Linked DNA regions of Homo sapiens: region 2 is linked to region 1. A link is a loop called in an ENCODE intact Hi-C map of the cell type or tissue named here. Cell type or tissue: CD4-positive, alpha-beta T cell. All regions are shown on one strand. Links, peaks and the distances in the headings refer to the core of each region. The heading gives the core; the rest is flanking DNA. Region 1 holds the start of LOC101927613 (a long non-coding RNA gene). Region 2 overlaps INPP4B (inositol polyphosphate-4-phosphatase type II B).

Region 1 (13,527 bases), core at 2,093-10,092:
ATTTTTTTATTCAATGTGGTAGAAGACCAAATTAATAATTATAAAATTCTCTACTCACTGATTTTTCTGGATGTAGCCTCTGTTATGGAAGAATAAAATATAATACTGTTTTAAAAGATACTTGAGATTAAAAAAATACTTTTGAGGAAGAAATTAATTCACAAAATTATTTCACTTGTCTAGATATGCATTTTATAAATGGAAACATTGAAGGAGAAAGGTTACATGACTTGTTAAAGTTTCTTTGTTTTTTTGTTTGTTTGTTTGTTTGTTTTTTGAGACGGAGTCTTGCTCTGTTGCCCAGGTTGGAGTGTAGTGGCGCGATCTCAGCTCACTGCAACCTCTGCCTCCCAGGTTCAATCGATTCTTCTGCCTCAGCCTCTGGAGTAGCTGGGACTACAAATGTGAGCCACCACACCTGGCTAATATTTTTGTATTTTTAGTAGAGACGGGGTTTCACCATATTGGCCAGGCTGGTCTCGAACTCCTGAACTCATGATCCTCCCGCCTCGGCCTCCCAAAGTGCTGGGATTACAGGCGTGAGCCACCACGCCTGGCTGACTTGTTAAAGTTTCTAAAGTTGATTTGTGAATGGAGAAAGAAATAGAATGTCTTTCTTGCAATGTCAATTCAATATCGAATTCAATATTTTTTTTGGTGCTCATCTTCTTTTAAGATCTGTAAGACTGAAATGTTTATGTGCGCACTGTAAAAAAGGTTCTGTCTAAAGCCTGAAAAATAATTTTTTTTTGCAAAGAGTTTCTATGTTCATTTCAAACCTTTGGCAGTATTATATCTAGAATTTTTTTTTGTTCTCTTTTTCTTTTTCTTTTTTCCTTTTTTCTTTTGATTAAGATCCTCACTTCTCACAGGGGGAAAAAGAGGAAAAGCGAAATTTTATAAAAGGGCAGTTCTGACCTAGGAAGAGGAAAGAAGGTTTTAACATAGAGGAAAGCTGAGGTATATCTTTAAAGTAGAGTAGGAGGTTCTCACTACATCATTTTGCTTTAAGTGGATGTAAAGGAAAAGTTACCAAGTGTTTTCTTGCTTGAACAAAGATAGGTATTTTCTCATGAAGCTTTGAAAGGTTTTCTAGTTGAAAAGTAATGTGAAAAACAATAACTTCTGCCACTGAATGATTGTTATAAGCCTCAGTACCTTCAATAAAAAGATGCTTCTGTTCAATTTCCAGTCACATCAAATTCTCATTACGAGAAGCTAAATCCCATCTCTCCATGAGCCAGACTGTATCAAAAGTAGCAGATTTATGCATTAAGTTTTGTAACATATGCTTACATCCCATATAGCCCAGGTCACAAAGCAAATTCTAGGACTTTTTCCCCTCAATGAATACCAGGATTGGATGCCAAGCTTCAAGGAGACCAAGAGCAGGAAAGTACTTGTGGACAAGGTGTCCTTGAAAAATAAGAAAGACATCCTATTGCTTTTTGAAAACAAAATTGTCCAGTTCCCAACAGGTTGCACAAAACCCATTTTGTGTTAAAGAAAACAAAAGATTTATAAGAGTATTATTTAGAATCTATAAGAAAAAAAAATAGAGAGATAATAAAATAAAGAGAAATAAAGAGAAAATAAAGTCCCTAGGGTAGAAAACCAAAAGGTCTTCTTAATAATTTCCACGCCATTCTCTCTTCTCATGTTACTTGCAAAATGTTAGATATTGCTATTTTTTTTTCTAAGGTGGATAAGAAAATCAGACTAAATGCCATTGTAGTTGAATTTCCCAGAATGACTGTGGAAATTGGGATACAAAGGTACAGACGTCAATAATAAATGCTAGGGTTCAACACACAAACTTAAGTCAAAACACCTCTCACCCTACCAGTAAAGAGGCCAAGGGACATGCCCCTAAGATGGCTGTGCCTTTAAAGACAGCTGTGTTTAGCAGTGAAGAGTACCTCTGCTAGGCAGAAAGATGAACACTGCTTTTACAAAGAAAATAGGTCAACTGATATGACAGAATGAAAGCAGGATTTTGTCAATTTTTTTAAGGCAGAAAAACTGACAATGAAAGGAAAAAATCAAGGTTACAAAAATGATGTGTTTTCTTATTGGCAACATGTCCACTGTCGTACTTAGAGTCCACAGTTTGCTGTGTTTGAGAGTGTTGGCTTCATTTTAAGATGTAACTAAATCCAAGTATTTAATGGAATGGTACATCCTTACCTGTGTTTCCCAAAACAGATGCAAAGGGTTCTCCAGAATAGGCAAATTGAAAAGGAATAAGGTGACAGGGCTGGAAAAGCAGCAGCAACATTTTGTAACAGAATGGTTTGAAGATTAAAATGAAATGAGGCCTATCTATAAGGCAATAGCAGTGATAGAAATAGAAAATTAGAATCCAGTTTATAGTTACACTGTAAATTACAATCATCAATTCATATATATTAGAGCCATGGAGTTGATTGCAAAAATGGCCATAATACATTTGAGTATCTCCAATCAAGAACTTGAGTCTATTTGCCCATTCTTGAATTTGGGGTGGTGTTGGGACTTGCTTTGGCTAAAGAAAGTGGCAGAAATGATATTGTCTAGCTCTGAGCATAAGCGTGAAAATAACTTGCAGTTTCTTTCTCACTTCTCCCTCTCTCTCTTTCTGAGAACCCGCCACCTCCATTTGCACAAGCCCAAGTCCAGTCTAGCCTTCCAGTGGATGAGTCATGGCACAGCTATGGCTATGGCTCTACCCAACAGTCAGCTAATCCCCCGAAGCAGAGCCTTTTCACTGACCAGCAGCTGCCCACCTACACATGGGTTAGTCCAATTGTATCAACAGAAGAACTACCCAGCTGATCCAAACCAAATTTCCAACCCACGGATTTATGAGCCAAACAAGCAGTTGTTATTTCAAGACCCTAAGTTTAGTAATGATTTCTCACACAACAAAAGATAGTAGATAGAATCCATATAGAAACTTCCCGCAAGTCAGTTAGTTATTAACCCATTTTGCTAAAACTTTACTGAATAGGAACTATGTGCAAGCACGCTAACAAAGCTTATTCATAGTCCTTTGGGGAAACAGAACTCCCTGGTGTGTAATGTGAGGCTTGCAGTTTACCTGGGGAAGCCAGGAAGGCTTGGAGCAGAGAACACCTCAGTGAGGGCTTAAAATAGATTGATGAGTGGATCAAGTGAAGTAAGGTGGGACAGTTATGTCAGGCAGAGGAAATGATAAAGGTATAAAGAAGTAAAATAGCAAGGCATAAGCAGAGAGGTACAGGAATTTATAGTAGAAAAATGTAGTGTCTTAAGGAATGGCAAAAAAAAAAAAAAAGAAAGAAAGAAAGAAAGAAAGAAAAAAAAGAAACTCAGCAGTTAATAAGAACCAGACCATGGAAGACTGGAGGCTCCCATAAATATCTTGGATTGAAGTATATTGATAAAGGCTTAGGCCAGTAGTCCTCAAACAGTAGGGTACATGAAAATGATCTGAATAGAACTTTTGAGGACTCTCTTACCCATAAATTAAGATTCAGCAAGTTTTTGATGGAGCCCAGACTTTGGGCTTTAAATTTTTAAATTTTACATTTTTAATATGGAATGTTGGAGTATCTGATGCAGGTTGTTCATGGACCACACTTTGAAAAATATTACTGTAGGGAATGGGAGGAGTCCAGTAGTGGTTTAAAAAAATGGAGTAACTCAGGCACTCTCATATTATTTTCAGGTCAGTATTTAAGACTGATTTTTCTTAAATCAGTCTCTGGTATGGACAAAATATATAAGGTTATAATATAATATGGAATATTACTTAGTCTATAGAACATATTCAAATTTCTCCAATTGTTCCACCAATGCTCTTTTTTGGATCAGGATCCAATCCAAACACACACTTCGCATTTAGTTGTCATGTTTCCTTAGCGTTCTTTAATATGAAACAGTTCCTCAGTCTTTCTTTGTGTTTTATGACCTTGACGATTTTCATGAGTACTGGCCAGGTATTCTGGATGCCCTTGCACCAATGAGCCCAGCTGATTCCCAGACTTTGGTTTCTAAATACCACTCTCCAATATAAGAAAACTATGGCTCCTTGGAGAAACAGCTGAATCCAGGGCTGAAGGAGAAAAAATAAGATGAGCCTGAAATATTTTGTGCTAGAAAATACCAAAGAGTTAAAAAGAAAGAAAGAAAGAATAGGCACATTTCAAAAAGACAAAGTAGCCAACTTGATTGGTGATCCTAAAGGTCAAATACAGAAACACTGAATAACAAAATAAATCTTGATCATAAGGGATTATAACCTGTGGAATAACGTAAGGGTTCATGTGTCTGTACTAACACAAATAAGTGAGTGAACAAATGAATGAATGAATAAGTAAAGGAGAAAAGAAAACTTTTCCTTACTATAAAACTACAACTTGTTTCTAAGTTAAGGAATTATTGAACCAGAAAATTACCATTTGGCAAACACCACAGTAATAGTTGTTTCAGGCAAGAATCATTAACGGATACTAAAATTAGTGGCAAAGGTGTGATAAATTACAGGATATTTAAATTCTCTCAAATTATTTTCCCATGAGATACTTATAGAGTACAAAGAAATATAGTGCCTTTGTAGTGAAGAAATCTGGCAAACACCACCCTCCCCAAGTGATCAAAGTTAACATTTTCAGTAATGGAATAAATTGACATCAAGAGTCTTCGGATAAGACATGTTGATAAGGTCACAACCTCACTTTCTGGTATCCTTGCCAAAAATGCAAAACTGAATTTAAATATGAGAAAACATCAGAGGAAGTGCATTGACTGTCAGAGCCTCATCGACCTAGTATAAGAGACACACCAACGTACGTACACTCATATGTGTTAGAGGCACTTTCAGTTTGGCATTCATTCAGTTCACAAAGAGATCCATTTAAAGACTTTACAACGTACGTACACTCATATGTGTTAGAGGCACTTTCAGTTTGGCCTTCATTCAGTTCACAAAGAGATCCATTTAAAGACTTTACAGAAGAAAAATGACAGGATGAAAACTGTGCCTCGAGGAGATTAAACTGGAAGCAGAAGGTAGGATACAAAATGAAGGGGGTGGAAATGAAAGCTATGGAAGGCATTGATGCCTGTAAGTGATCTATTACATTATTTCAGGCACATAGTCATAATAATCTCAACCAGAGTAATGGCCATAGAAATGGAGAAAAGGAAAGTTAACACAGAAATAATATGAAGAATAATGGCAATGATTTTTGCATTGAATGTGAAGGAGATGTAAAAGGAGGGGAAAAAAGAGTCTTATTTACTAAACAGGGCACCTGGGTGTCTATGCAGAAGGTGAGTCAATGGAAGCAGAAGGAATGTGATCCTGTACTTTCAAAGAAGGGAGTTCTGTTTCAGGCAGATATTTGAAGGTATTATTGAGATATCCTAAAGAGAATGTCTAGTAGGCAGCAGAAAAGGTGAGATTGCTATCTGGGAAAGAGGGATAACACATAGGAATGATTGCCTTTGATGTGACACTTGGTTTACAGAGAATATGTAACTTGTCCAGTGTTACAAAGCCAGTAAAAGGCACAATCAGTATTTAAACCCCACTTCTAGGTTCAGAAGTTTCTTTGGCCCATATAATGTTCTGTGTGTATTGGGACTCTCCAGGAGGTTGAAAAGAACTGTAAACCTCTATTACTATCAGTTTCTAAGTGCACAATTAGACTTATGTGCAAAGTTATAACCAGCTCATTTTTTAAAAAAGCAAAAGAATAAGTGAAGCTCTCTTTTCATCTGTGAGTTCCATTGGGCTTTATATAGAAGTAAGGACTACGTTCAGAGCCTTGTAAGGTTTTTGATAGTCACGTGATTGACTGTCAGAGCCTGGTCCATCTCAGAGACCATCCCCTCAAACGCTATCCTTTTACACATCAGGTATCTGATCCTGCACATTCAAATATTTATATGTAGGTTAGATGGGAAAGACATTGGTATAATTAATTTAATTTTCACTAGGTCTCAGCCTATTTTAAGAGCAGTCAGGAGCTAGAGTTTTCGGTCTTCATTTCCTATATAAATTGGCAAAAGTGTTGCATTCTGAATAACTATACTGTAGAAGTACATCGTCCTTTGAATAAATTCGAATCCATACACAGCAACACAACTGAGGTCAGGTCAGAGGGTGGGCAGAAGACCCATCACTTCACACACTGGGTCCGAGAGCACAGCTGCCCTGACAGGAAAGGAGGGGCAGGGCAGATGTCGCTGATCACTAACTACAACTAGTCACTCTTCCAGTAGTTCCCTCCCAGTGGGTGGTGAAAGTTGTTCTTTAGCTCATTATCTCCCCCTTCAGCCTTCCGATAAAGGAAGATGATGAAGTTAAAAGAAGCAGGGAGGCTCAGCCCCTCTGTAGAAAAGGTAGAATGAACAAGAGAAGTATCCTTCATTTTAGGTAATACATGAAAATGTTGAATAAATATATGCTGAAATAAGTAAGTTTATCTCAATAAATATTTTTTCTTATTTCTGATACCTGTAATAACAGTGAAATAGATATATACATATGGGAAAAGGTACACTTTAAAAAGCATATCTCCTACATAAACACAGCACTTTGTAAATCACCACAGCCAAAGTAATCACATTCTTAAATAAGAATGTGAGTTCATTACATACTGTAAGGAAGGTTTTTCATTATTGCTCTTTATTTACTTACGCTCCTGTAAATGAATAAGAAAAAAAGAAAACCATTTCCAATTCAAGTAGTCTCAAGGCATACTCTAGCTGCTTGCAATTAAAACACAAATTTACCTAAGACATTGCTTGGCTCAAACAATCATATTTTTCAAATAGTTCATGAGATTTGTTAATAAGAGCTGAATGCTTTGGAACAGAGCAAGGCTTCAATTAAAGGATTACAGTTCCAGAGCTAAACTGGGAGAGACTGTGAGCTCAAGGCTGAACCTTTCCCCTCTGCATTCTTTCCCTCTGATTCTAGTTTGGCTTTGATTATTCTTTCCCCTTTTCCTTTCTTTTTTTATTCTTTTTTTTTTTTCCACTTGCTGCTGGACAGAATTATAAATTACAGGGAGAAAGAGCAGTCTGATCTTACCAAGGAAGTTCTTTTTCTCAAGTCGTTTCTTTCGTTTTCAAGGTGTTTCCCAACTCTGGCCTTACTTTGTAAGACCTGAAACTTCATCACTTCTGGTAACTTACCAAGGTCCAAAGTCTGCCACAGAACTACCTGAAGGCTTGAATCACCCAGATATCGGCTTGCTGGCATGGAACTCTTCTTGTTTTTCTTCATATACAAATAGGATTTAGAAATGTTTAAGCAATAATTAAATGAAGAAATAAGGAAAAGATTTAGATATTGGACTTCATTGTTATCATCACCATTTCCTTATTCACTTTATTTTATATCATGTACATATCTAAGTATCCAAAGAAGTTAATGAAACATGAGTACTTAATGTATTTTTCCAAAAATATCCAAATTAGAACTGTGACAAGTCTCAAAATAAGGTCTCTTTGCCATCACTGATATATTGAGAGCAGAAAAAAATACATTAATAATCCTGTTAGATAATCATGGATATAATTAACAGCTACAAAGATGATATTACTTGATAGGATATATTTCAATATACAATTTAGCGCCACTCAGGATTGAAGCAGAATTGCTTCTCTGTTGGAAAAAGTATCAAATAGATATTTTTAACTTCTCAGTAGGTGATAATTTAGTAGCTCAGAGAAATATTTTATAGGCATATGGAACAAATTAGTATGGTAATTGCAAATGGATTATTAATACTGACAAGTCATAAGACTTAACCTTTTCAAATGTAACTGCTGAGACTAGAATTTAAACTAAACATTGTGATGTTTACCTAAAATGTTTTAGATAAATCAGAGATAAGATTAACAAATTACTTAAATATACTATGTAAATTTTTAGCCTGTATGAATAATAATGGGAAATAATATTTGCTACATTGCACACAATTGTACACACATACACAGTCTGTCTCTCTGCCTTACAAAAAAGTAGAAACAAAAGTTTTGGGGATAATATCAGCATCTAAGAAATATAATATAAAAATATCACATTATTGGAAACCAGTACACAAAAATGAAAAGCAAATGAATATGCAAAATATCTACCACTGCAAATAAACATGGATTTTTTTTTTTTTTGCTAAAAACAACATATTCCTCTCTATGTTGAAATATGTTTCTACCCCACAAAGGAGTGGTTTGCTTGCTTTTGCTTATTAACAGCCAACCATGTAGTGCTAAGCATGTGCCAAGTCTGTTCTAAGTGTTTCATAAATGTTAAATCACTGAATTTGCATAACAAACAAACCTATGAGGTGAACTCTGTTATCATGACTACTTTACAGAAGGGAGAAACTGGGCAAAAGAGATAGGACTGAAACTCAGGCAGTCTCTAACGGGATCTCTACCCTTGACACCGTGTATGCTGGTGATTAGCTCCTTTCTCTGCAATGTAGTTGTAAAAATTTCTCTAAGGTATAGATAACTCAAAATTGAGGATTATATTCTAAGAAGATTCATTGCAATGTAAAAGTTATCACTAACATCCAAATTCGCATTCTGATAGCTCATTGAATTTGTGCTTTCTTCCCTGAAAAGCTTTCATATAAAACAAAGGTCCGCATGAAAAATGAAGGATGCTTTCCTCTTACCACTGACAAAGAATACAGTGATTAGATACATTAAAAATTCATATATTTAACAAATGCCACCTCTCATACATAAATTTTCTGTGTGTACAAAATACATAGGTAATAAAATAAAATCAACATTATTTTTCTTCCATTCCTCCTCCAATATAATTTATTGACTTAGTTGAGTAGCTAGGTGCAAGAATCAACAAGAACCCCTCTTCCAAAAATGCAGGAAGTAGAGAATAAACACAACTAAAGAGAAAAATTAGTTTGTGCCTCCCTATTGAGAATAACAATATATACTTAAGAAGTCACATCATTTTTCTGTGTCTATGAACCAACAGAAATAAACTAACATTGCTTCTTTATGTATTTCATTTCACACTCAATAATAAAGTGAGTTTCAATGACATTAATAATATGTTCTCTTGGTAAACAACCATATCCCAAGAGCCTCATATTCTTCCTCTTTTTTTAAATCCCTGAACATTCATTTGAAAATTAACTTACAGCTCTTATTACACTTGTTCCTATAGCCACTGAAAATTTTCAGCACAATAAAAAAATTAAGTAATATTTTACTGTATTTTTTTTTCCATTGGGAAGTAATAGGGGTAACATTTCTTAAAGTGTTTTAATTGGGTAGGGAAGGAGTAAAATACAAATGGAAAGTTTGGTTGAAAAATAATTTTTAGTTAATTTGAGTGGGGAGATAATACCCTACAATTGACTATAAGCTACATGAAGGCACGATCTGACTTGATTCTGAACTTGATAAGAAATCTAACACCCAGAAGATGCTCTATAATTAAGCCATTTAAAGTATATTTAAAGAAGAATAAAAAAATTTGTTAGCAATTTTTAAACAATCTAACTCATTTTAACTGTTTTTTTCAAATAACAAAATGCTTTTACAGACCTCAGATGAACTCGGAATCATAGATTTCACCACCCATTGCATACCTGTAGCACACCCAACCCTAATGTTAATGAATTTTACTTCCCTTCTCCTTTCATGTCAAGCCTAATTTCTTTTTTGCTACATCTCATCAACCCCACTTTCACCCCTAAGACATATTAATATTTTACCCTATAAAAACCCAAAGTCTACCATCAGACCTTCTTTCTTATTCTAAGGTTGCATCTTATAATTGCCTTGCTGTTTTTCTCCCTGGCTCCCATTAAAAAGTATCCTTTCATGACCCTACCCCTACCTCATGAAATTACCCTTTCATGAGACTATCCCAAAGAATTCCAGGAGTCCTCACTCAGTCTTTTCATGTTTCTCAAAAAAAAAAAAAAAAAAAAGAGCATGGAGTGGGGCAGAAGGTGAAGAGGAAAAGAGGAAGAGGGCCTTGGCACCCCCAGAAAAGCTTCCAATCCACCCAGCTCCTGCCTTTATTTTTCTCTTCTCTTCCTCCCACTCATTTTTAATCTGGATCCCACACCTTGACTTACAACCCCAGCAACCTAGTTATCCTGAGCAATTTAAAAAAATGTTTTAAATTTGTGTAAAGATGTAAAACTTGATGTTTTGATATACATGTATACAGTGAAATGATTACTGTAGTCAAGCAAATTAACCTATCCATTAACTTCCATTTAATTTGGTTATATGAAAGAAGTCAGCTAATCATTATTCACATATACTGATTAACATTTATCCTTAAAGTAGGCCAGTAATGATTATATATAATCATAAATGCCGGAGAAACTTTGTTCTGAGTTTCACTTAATAACAATACTTTATTCTTACTACATGTCCTCAGTCTTTATAAATTCTTGCATAAGCAGCATAATTATCTCCTTGCAATAAAAAAGCAAAAAATAATTTTATTTCACATCTATCTATAGACTGGAAACATTGTCCCAAAAAATGAAAAAGTAAGTTTTGCTAACAATTATAGAATTAAATAAAATGATATTTTGAGGGTTTTGGCAAAGAATGGCAAAGAGTCAATTTGAATAAGATTATTCCAAAAGTAAACAGAGCACAAGTTATTTATTTTTTTTTGAGACCCATATTTTAGCCAATTGGTATTTTTGAAGGCTATATTGTTATTCAGTATTTAGCAGTGCCTGGTATATAGAAAGCACTCAGTAAATATTTGCAAATTAAATAAATCAGCGAATAAATGAATAAATTGCTTTTTTGGTTTGTACCAGGGTTACTAAAATAAGTTTGTGAATATTTCGCCATTTTTTTCCATTCTTCAGTTGCATATTGCTGCTCCATAGACAGCCAATGCTAAAGATTCATTTCTTGGATTGTCAGTAGTAGGTCTCATTACTTTTATCTTCTCTTTCCAAAGCCGTTTGTGTCTTTGAAGATTGCTTGTCACACTGCTCTGCTGTTGAATTCAATTAGGTCTATAAAGCTCTGTATCACTGGCATGTAAAACTATGAAATTCTGCTCAACAGCTAAAGTGCAAGGATATGATTTTACCTCAAGTTTCCTGAGAAGTGCTGAGCATTGGCACATTTGTGTCACCCACAGAAAGAACCTGAGAACAAGGTGCACCTGCAGAGAGAGCTGTGGGGTATCTACATTCCTGAATGCTTCTCCAGTAAGAAGTGAGAAGTTACACTGACACTGGTGTAGTGGTCTCTTAAGGATACTGAAGAGTTGGTGGGAAGTTGGAAAGACACCAAATACAACCACAACATTGCTTCTAACAACCACAACACTATATTTTGAAAAAAGCACAAATCAGTGAGAAATTTGCATGTTATTATTTATAGAAAATGACTTTAATTCTCAGTTTGTAGTAGGATTGGAATGGATAGAGAGAAATGAATAAGGATTTAGTGATCCGAGATTTTTCAGAAAACGGAATTTTTTATCTGGGTGAGAATGCTCCCAGATAAAAGATAATAAGTTAATGATGTCTTATTAACTCTTTGATTAGATCCTTACACTCTCAGTACCCCTCTTTAATTGTACAATGTGAGAAAAACAATAATTATCTTCCATGTTTATGAGTACCATAATTGAGATTCAGTAAGTATTCAATGAATAGCTAACAAGCATTAAATAGGTACTCAATAGATGTGAATACATATACATATATATGCTTTTATATATTATATATAAATATACAGATGTATAAATACATAAATATATATCCTTCTCTCCCCACAATTATCTTGTATGTATTACAATAGTTCTTTATAGAACTACCTGAGACTGGGTAATTTATGAAGAAGAGAGGTTAAATTGACTCATATTTCCACAGGCTACAGGAAGCATGGCTGGGAGACCTCAGGAAACTTATAATCATGGCAGAGGGGTGAAGGGGAAGCAAGGACATCTTACCATGGTGGAGCAGGGGAGAGAGAGAGAGCAAGAGCTAAGGGGGAAAGTGCCACATACCTTTAAACAACCAGATCTCGCTATCACAAGAACAGCAAGGGAGAAATCCGCCCCCATGATCCATTCACTTCCCACCGGGTCACTTACCCAACACTGGACATGAGACTTGGGTGGGGACACAGAGCCAAGCCACATCACAGCACTTTGTGCTACCCAGTTCCTTTTTTCTTTTAAAAAACCGTTCCTTCTCTTCCATACTCAAGGACCCACAACCATTTAGGTCTTGCATCCATATCAGAGACATAAAATAGTACAGCAGGAAGAGGAGAATTTTGTTCTTGAGTCAGAATATCATGGTTTTCTAGCTCAAAGAAGAAAATTCAAAAAATCAATCATATACCTGGCTCAGACATAAGTGATCTCTATTGCCTGTTTCTAAATCTTACTGTGCTAAAAAAGAGTATCTGTCAGCTTCCCACCCTCAAATTCCATTTTTAAAAACCTCCATCTATTACCTTTCGATTGGGCCATATTAGTTTGGTAAAAGGATGCAGTTGCGTGGTGGGAAATTAGCACATCATTACAGGTTCCCTGTGCTAAATCACACATTGACCAAGTTTAGCTTAAGCACAGTCACGAAAAACACCACTGAACACATTCCGCAATATTGGATTACTGCCACCATTGCCTGTTTTCCTGACTTTAATCTCTTCCTTATCAAATCTACCTTGCATTCTATTGACAGTTTACATTCTCCAATTTTCTCATATCTCTCTACTTAAAACTTCTTGGCTACTTATGTACCTATTTATTTGCATAGAATTCTATAATATACAAATTACTTTATTATATATATTCTTTTACTTGATTGCCTGAAATAAACTGATGGGGAAATATGATGTTATCCATGACAGAAGTCAAAGGGTAAAAAGTACCATTGCTAAAATTCTAACTCAAACCATTTAACTCTTGGACTGTTGCTTTCATCAATACCAAAAGCCTTAATAAGACTTTCAAGACATTACAAAATTTGGACTCACCATTTCCAACATTATATCCAGCTGTTTCCAGCTAAGTTTTCCACTCCAGTAAAGCTAGTCTTCCACAGTTACAAACTCATGGAGGGAACTGGTTTCCTCCTCTGTACTCTGCAATCTCAACATGGTGTATTCTTCAGCCTCCTTATTCTGTTTCCTGACCTAAAATCTCTGACAATCCTCTATCTGCTTAAGGTCCAATTAAAATCCCTCACTCCCTCCAAGCTTCCTCACACTGCCACAGACCGTAATGGTCTCTCTTCCTTCAGAATTCTGTGCAGTTATTTTCTCTCTCATGTGGGCATTATGACTAGGACCTACTAACATTAAATGCTGTCTTGAGTCACTTTCAGCCTTACCCTGGCCAGAGAAAGTTACTTGAAGCTTACAGAGTGAGTTTCTCCGGAAACACCATGTTCTCACGTCACTTTCTGTTATGCTTTCACTGGGGGACAGAAAATTACCAATGTGTCAACAGAATACTTTTCAAAATTGTCAGAATTGAACACAAATATCTTCTCCTCAATAAAGTTT
Region 2 (8,000 bases), core at 1-8,000, 280 kb before region 1:
CTGATTGGAGAAGCTATGATCCCAAGATAGTGTGGCGAATTCCCCTTACCTTTTATTTTTCTCTATTCTCATGGCCCCAGGAAGAAAGTGGAGTTGTACAGGAGAGTAGGTAAATAAACCCAAGCTTACTGGTTGGAGGATCAAAAAGGGAAGCCACAGGAAACAGGAAGTATGGAGGAGATTGTGGAGAGGGGGAAGCTCCAGAAAGTGACTTCTTAATATTGTTCATGAACTCTGGGCTCACCCAAAGTTGTGCATGGAAAGATCTGATACTGAAAAGTATGTAAGAGACTTTGAGAAATAATCTATGAACCAGAACACCACAAAGGTCTTGGCTGTCACCTGGATGACAAGTATGAGGAACAGGTCTGAATAACACTATAAAAATTTGGAAAACAGAAGTGAGATTGAAACCACAGGTTTCACAGGACACAAGGTTAATGCACAAATATCTGGCAATGAACAATTAGAAATTGAAATTTTAAAAATTCAGTAGATCCAAAATAAATAAAATGTTTAGGAGTGACTATAACAAAATATATGTAAGATCTTTATGCTGAAAACTATAAATACTAATAAAAAATTCAAAGAAGGTCTAAATAAATAGACATATAGACATATACTATGATAATGGATTGGAAGATGCAACTTTAAAAGCTGTCAATTCTCCTCAAAGTCATCTACAGATTTAATGTAATACCAATCAAAATTCCAGTAAGATTTCTTGCAGATATCAACAAGCTGATTTGACAAGTAACAAGGAAAGACAAAACAGTATTGGAAAAAATAAAATGAAGGAATTGAACTAACTGATTTTAAGATACATTGTAAATCTAGAGTAATTAAACTCTGGTTTTGAAATAGGACAGACAAACTGACAAATAGAAAATATAACCAATTGATTTTTGACAAAGTTACAGGCAATGGAATGAACTAAAAGTAGTCTTTTCAACAGATGGTATTGGAACAATTAAACATCCATTTGGAAAAAAAATAAACTCTGCTTAAACTTTACAAATTAAACAAAAGCAGTTAACTTAAAGTAGTTCATATACCTAAATGTAAAACATAAAAATGTAACACTTTAAAAGTGACCCAGGAAAAAATTTCTGTGAACTGGACTTAGGTTCTTAGAGTTCTTTAGTGTGACACCAAAGTCATGATCTATAAAAGAAAAACCTCAATAAAATAAAGCTTGTCAAAACTGCAAATTTGCTCTGTCAAAGACATGGTTACAATAATAAAAAGACAAGCTACTGACTTGGAGAAAACATTTGCAAATCACATATCTAACAAAGAACTTGTATCCAAAGTATATAAAGAGCTCTTAAAATTCTAAAGTTGTAAGAAAACAACCAACCCAATTAATCAATGATCCAAACACTTGAACAGATATGTTTCAAAAAAGGATATATGGATGGCAAATAGCACATCCAAAGATGTTGAACATTATTGGCCATTAAGTTTTAATTAAAATTAAAACTACTATGAGACGCCACTTTAACACCCTTACAATGGCTGGCAAGGATGAAGACTGACTGAAACTCTCATACATCTCTGTAAGGAAAAACAGCTCAGCTGCTTTTTATAAAGTTAAACACACACTTACATAAACCAGCAATCCCAATTCTAAATATTTACCCTAGAGAAATGAAAACTTAGGGTCACATAAAAACCTATACATGAGAAATTCAGCAGCTTCATTCATAATAGCCAAAAAACTGGAAACAATAGAAATATCCTTTAATGTAAATGGTTAAACAAACTTTGTTGTATCCACAACATGCAATATTAATTTGGCAATAAAAAGAAACTGTTGATACACCACCAACTTGGATGAATTGTAAAGACATTGGACTGAATGAATGAAGTTATCCCAAAAGATTATATACTATACAATTCAATTTATTCAATTTCATTCTCAAAAAGGAATAGCTATTTTGATGGACAACAGATCAGTGGTGGCCAGGGGTTGGTGTGGGTGTGAAGGGGTTTCTTTGTGGTAATGGAAAAGTTCTGTATCTGGACTGTGGATACGGACTCTGTTCATACATGTGTTAAAATTCATAGAACTGTACAACAATAAAAAGTCAATTTTACTCTATGTTAATGTATAAAATGGGATAAATGAGAAAGGACACATCCATTTTCTCCGATAATAAATCAATACCAAACAAACAAACAAAAAAATCGCACAGCCATTTAGTCTGGGCATACAGAAACCACATTATTAAAATGTTATCCTCTTCCATGTCAAGCAAATTTCTGACATTTACTTGGAATGTTGGATTAAAGTATGGATTTTATCCCATGCACTATAAATTCAAAATATCTAAAGACATTAGAAATTTCATATAGGAAAGGAAGAAATTTCACCTGAATAGTAGGAAGCATTTCATAACAGACTAGATTCTCATTCAGGAGGTGCAATATATTTACCAAGCCAGTGATGCATAAATCAGCTGGCCACCTATCATCTAAAATTATCACATTTAGACCTACAGAAAAGAAACTGTTCCTGAGACTTTTTGTTAAGTTCATTTATTTCATTTTTTTTTTTTGTATTTTTAGTTTTGAGTAAGAGAAAGAGGAAAAGAGTGCTACACCTTTTAAACACAGACTATTGGGAGAGGAAGATGATTGTGGCAAGAAAGAAATATGTTATAGGAGGTTATAGATAGATGACTGGGAATACCTGACTTCCTGTGGAAATTTTCAGAAGCAAAAAATAGATACACTTATAAGGCCAGGTGAAAACAGTCTGGATAGATAGCTAAGCATTTTTTTTTTTTTGCTTCTTCAACAAAAACTTTTTACATGAATGGTTTGTAAACATTACAAAACCAATCAAAATGCTTTTAGACACTCTGAAAACTTTCCATAGATAACAGGTATGGAGAACTGGAGTATTAAATTATTAAACAATCAGTATTAAATGCTAGTGATGTGACAATATTTAATATTCAAATTTGGAATTATATATAGAGAATTTGTATGCTTTTGGGTTTTATGTCTTTTTAATGGTAGGAAAGAATGCAAAGAAATCTCTAAAATAACAGCTAGTATTAAAAGGTCAACGTTATACAGTGTTGAACATAATTTTAGAGTGTAATGTATTTCAAACCTGTGCACCCAGAAATTCACTGAGCTTTAAATTACACAATGAGGCATGTACTCTGAAACTGAGCAATTCTTAATCCCTGTATTTTTATGCTTAATTGCATTAGGATTTGTTTTAAATGTTTGTCACTCAGTTATAAAATCCTGTGATTTTTAAATTTTTTAAATTCTCATTTACTCTGACAACACATAATAAAATCATTTTAAAATACATAAAACACCATAAAGATGTAAAATTAAGGTCAAAATTACAGAAAATACTAATTTACAAATATTTATTAAGCACTTACTAGTACTATTAAACGCTAATCCATGCACAATAATGTAACAGAACAAAATTCTCTGCCCGCATGGAACTTATATTCTAGTGATAAACAAATGTGATATGTCAAAATATGACAAGTGCCATGGAGAAAAATTAAGCAGGGTAAAAGGTGGATGAGTGCTGTGTTGGGGCTGCTACTTTGTTTTCAGTGGTTGGGAAAGGCTTTTTAATAAGATGACATTTGAACACACACCTAAAGTGTAAAGAAATGAGTCATACATCCTTCTTGGGGCAAGATTTTTGCAGAAAGAAGCAGATGATCCCAAAGCCTTGAAGTGAATCCTGGTTACCCTATTTGAGAAACAGCAAAGATGCCAATGTGGCTAAAGCTAGATAGGTGGGGAAGAAAGGACTAGAAGACCAAATCAGATGGGTATGTATTAGTTCTCCATTGCTACATAACAAATTTCCATAAACCCACTGACCTAAACTCTGACTGGACTTATTATCTCACAGTTTCTATAAATCAAAAGTCCAGTCAGAGTCCTCTGCTCAGGGCCTAACAAGGTTGAAATCAAGATATAGGCTGGAATGCAGTCTTAGAAAAATCCACGTTATAACTAATTCAGCTTGTTGGTAGAACTTATTTTCTTGTGGCTTTAAGACTGAGGTTCGCATTTTCTTGTTGGTTATCAGGATAACACTCAGTCTCAAGGCCATTCTTGCCATAAGGCCCTCCACATTGGCAGTTCACATGGTGGTTTGCCTCCTCAAGGTCAGAATTTCCATCTCCAGTCTGCTAAGACACTATTATGCATGGTTATCCCAGCCACCTGTGTATAATTACAGGCAGCATATATTCACGGTGCAACCTGTAATCAAGGGGCGGGTGTTATGTAGAGCAGCTGCACCAGGGGCTGAGAATCTTGGGGAACATCTTAGCATTCTGATTACCACAGCAATGGGGAGTGAGATGATGTAGAGCTCTATAGAAAACACTGTAAGACCTTTGCCTTTTACTTTGAGTGAGGTCAAATAATCAACAGAAGATTTTGAACTGACAAGTTTTAGACACAACTTGGGCTGCAATATGGAAAATAAACTGTAGGGGGCAGAGAGGATCATGAAGATGAGTTTGGAGAAATTAGGAGGAAGAGGAGATGTATCCGATTTTAGTTTTATTTTTAAGGTAGAGCTAATAAGATACTGTGACTGACTGGCTATAGAGAATATGAGAAAGAGGAATCAGAGACTACATGGATTTTTCCCTCAACAATAGGAAGGGTAGCATTGCAATTTCCTACATGGGGAGATGGTGAGGACAAACAGAATTTGGGGACATGGTGGGCAGCAGGCAGGAATGAGGAGCTCAGTTTAGCAGATTTTAAATTTGAGACACTTATTTAGTGTTCAATTATCATTAGGTCGTTGGATATTAGAGTCAGGAGTTCAAGGAATTGGCCAAGGCTAGAGCTATAAGAACAGTCATGCGTTGCTAGATGACAGAATATATTCTAAGAAATATGCCATTAGGCAATTTTGTCCTTGTGTGAATGTCATAGAGTGTACTTACATAAACCTAGATGATATAGTCTGCTACTCACCTAGGCTATATGGGATAGCCTTTTGCTCCTAGGCTAAAAAGCTGTACAGCACGTTACTGTACTGAATACTATGGGCAATTATAACACAATGGTTAGTACTTGTGTACCTAAACATGGAAAAGGCAGAGCAAAAATATGGTGTTATAATCTTATGGAACCACCATTGGTTGTATATGCAGTCTGTCATTGACCAAAACATCATTATGTGATGCATCGCATATAGGAATCATCAGAATACAGATGACATTAAAAGCTTTAAGACTAGATGGAAGAAAGTGAATGAAGAGTGAAGAGGAGACTTTTCATCCTAAACTGAGGTATAGGACCCTTTAACATTTATAGGTGATAGTGATGAGGAGCAACCAGCAAAAGAAACAGAGAAGAAATGACCACAGGAAAATGAAGTCTGGTGTCCCAGATAACAAGGGAAGAATAGGTTTTGAGGAGTGAGCAATTGATCCACTGGGCAGATATCCCAAGGAAGAGGAACACTGACAATTATCCTTTGGATTTAGCAATATGGAGCCATTACTGATCATGACAAATGCTGTTTAGCTGCTAAAGTAATAGGAATGAAAACCTGATGAGAATAGATTCAAAAGACAATCAGAGGAGGGAGGCAAAGTAGACATAGTTCTTACTCTGGTTCTGCTATAAAGAGGACCAGAGAAATGGGACATAAGTTAGAAAGATAAACAGGAGATTTGATGGCATTTTTTAACGCTGATACACATGATCTAGCAGAGAAAATAATTTATGATGCAAAAGAAAAATGACATAAGTGCTGGAATAATGTTCTCAAATAAGTGAGAAGAGATAGAATCTAAAACACTAGACAGAAGACGAGTTGACTTTAGAAACGAAAAGGGAGTTTTTGTATAATAACAGGAAGAAAGGTAGAGAAGGTGCAGGTAGACTAGTAAACATGGCATGGGAAATTGTCAAATTTTCCTTCTCAGGGAAATGAAAATCAGATAAATCAGCTGATAGGTTGGTAAATGTGGAGTGGGAACTTGTCAGATTCTTCTTCTCAGTGAAACAGAAACTATAAATCAGCAGAGAAAGAGGAAGAGGAGAGATATTTTAGAGCTTTTAGGAATGTGGAGGTGTAAAATAGTGGTCCCAGAAAGTGGGAGAGTGAATGAATCAGGGGAGCATAGTGGGTACAGTATTAGCAAGGGTACCTATACCCTTGCTAGGTATAACTAGGGGTCGTGTACCAAATAAAACCTGTAAGCACGGAAGTCAAGTTTCCCCAGCCTGTTCAGCTACAGCAATACAAGTGTGAAATAGGTATGCGAAACTCTGGGCTTAGCCACAGTTTTTGTTGTAATTTTTAAATCAGTGAATTAATCAGTTAATCAATTTATATTTTGCTTGTGGAATATAGCAACAGGATAGCGGGGCACAGGAGTTGAGGGTATATGCGAGGGAATCGTTTTGTGATTTCTCAGTGATGGATAAGAAAAGTGGATGTGGGGGAGGGGCTGTGTAGGACAGAGCAGGACTTCACATCAATGACTCGGGACAGTCAAAGAGCAACTGGAGGGAGTGTACTGGAAAGAGAGGTGATAGAACTCAGAAAATAGGATGCTTAAAATTGAGACTCTGGAGCATTGGGATTAATGATGAGATCTCGGAGATGACAATGAGAATGGGTACTCAAATAGGGCAGAGAAAAGCCTGAGAGGCCATTGAGCTAAGAAAAGGGCACCCCTGTGGCTACTGAATCACAAGAAGTCTGGGAGGAGTAATGCTGAACTGAGACAGAGTGCACCCCAAGTAAAAATTTTCATGAAATAAGGGGAGGTGACATCTCTAGATGATGTAAGAATTGAGGTTCATGGCCTCAGACATGGTATATCTGAGGCCATGGATTGAGGCTCATGACCTCAGATATACCATGAAGGGAGGTGACATCTCTAGGTGACCTAAGGATTGAGGCTCATGGCCTCAGGTATACCATGTCTGAGGCCATGAGGCTCAATCCAGAAGTGTTTTCAGAGGATGCCTATCCTATACCAGGTATGAAGGGCAGCCACTTGGCAGGGTTGCAGGGAAGAAAGCCAGTTTCTAGGTAAATAAAGGGGAATGATTGAGGAGAGGTCACTGGGCTGAGGATGGACCTCACGTATCAGAGTAAAGTTGGAGAGCAGAGGCTGCTAGAGCCAGAGTAGGATGTGGACAGAGAGGTAGAAGGATGATCCGCCATGCAGATGAAAGATGACCCAGGAATACAGGGATTCTGCATGGTGAAAAATCACCTGAGAATGAGTAACACTTATGACGACAATAAAGAAACTCAGTTTAGCTAGGCAAAATATGCAAGGGCAGACAGGGCAACATTAATTTTAAAATAATATAAAGATCTGAAAGTTTCCATTTCCTGATTTTAACTTGTTCTGCTCTGTAGTCTTAACTCTGCATTACTAAATCATCTGGTAATTATTTTAGAGGTCAAAATGGGACTGAATCACGATTTAAGCAGTCTATATAGAACAATAAAGATTCCTACAGGACTTTTTTTGTTAAAAGGAGGAAAAGTAATTAAAGCAAAGTTCAAAATACTCAGCTACGTGGAAACAGTATTCCGCTTTAATTCATGTTAAATAGATTCTAGAGATCAGTGGGAATAAATCAAATGTCCTGCATCCATTTATTCAACATAAAGTACACGGGAAAGCCATCTACTTTCTTCTATGAATAGCTCACTTTTAGAACATTATTTAGAGATTTCCGATTATAAGAAAATTTATCTATTAGTAGTTAAATGGCCTTTGTCATCTCTAAATAAAAGAATCCATGTAAGAAAAAGAATATATTTTGGTATTTGGCAGATAGAGGTTCTAATAGGAAGTAGAAAGACAGTAAAAACTAAAAGTTATAGAATTAAAATTTCCAATTCCAGAGAGATTGCTGTATATATTTTTGTAAATCTTTGAGAATTGATACGAAATTTGTATTTTAAATAAAAGGTTTACTTGTTTTAAATAACCCTGGATATAGCTTTT

Evidence for each region. Hi-C counts contacts between places; a loop is a spot of excess contacts. Peaks named below come from ENCODE experiments on the same cell type or tissue, not always from the same donor. Only the 100,000 strongest peaks of a DNase experiment are listed, where the experiment ranks them.
Region 2: a loop joins it to region 1, with 3.0 times the contacts of the local background. A loop is called at or near these places in 4 of 110 quality-filtered maps.

What each region holds. Positions count from the first base shown.
Region 1 is chr4:142,561,160-142,574,686 of GRCh38, forward strand. The region is part of intron 2 of INPP4B (inositol polyphosphate-4-phosphatase type II B); the gene reads right to left. LOC101927613 (a long non-coding RNA gene) reads left to right here and starts at 749. Exons shown (of 3, transcript XR_007058285.1): 1 at 749-5,031. RefSeq lists an enhancer at 13,359-13,458. In CD4-positive, alpha-beta T cell, for the core only: a CTCF peak has its summit at 6,243; DNase peaks (open chromatin) are centred at 4,802, 5,822, 6,262 and 7,122; H3K4me3 peaks cover 4,505 bases; H3K27ac peaks cover 6,090 bases.
Region 2 is chr4:142,278,559-142,286,558 of GRCh38, forward strand. All of the region lies in intron 9 of INPP4B (inositol polyphosphate-4-phosphatase type II B), which reads right to left. Among named protein-coding and RNA genes, the nearest start is that of INPP4B, 560 kb to the right of the region's middle. In CD4-positive, alpha-beta T cell, for the core only: CTCF peaks have their summits at 4,467 (motif pointing right) and 4,683; a DNase peak (open chromatin) is centred at 4,493; H3K27ac peaks cover 1,137 bases.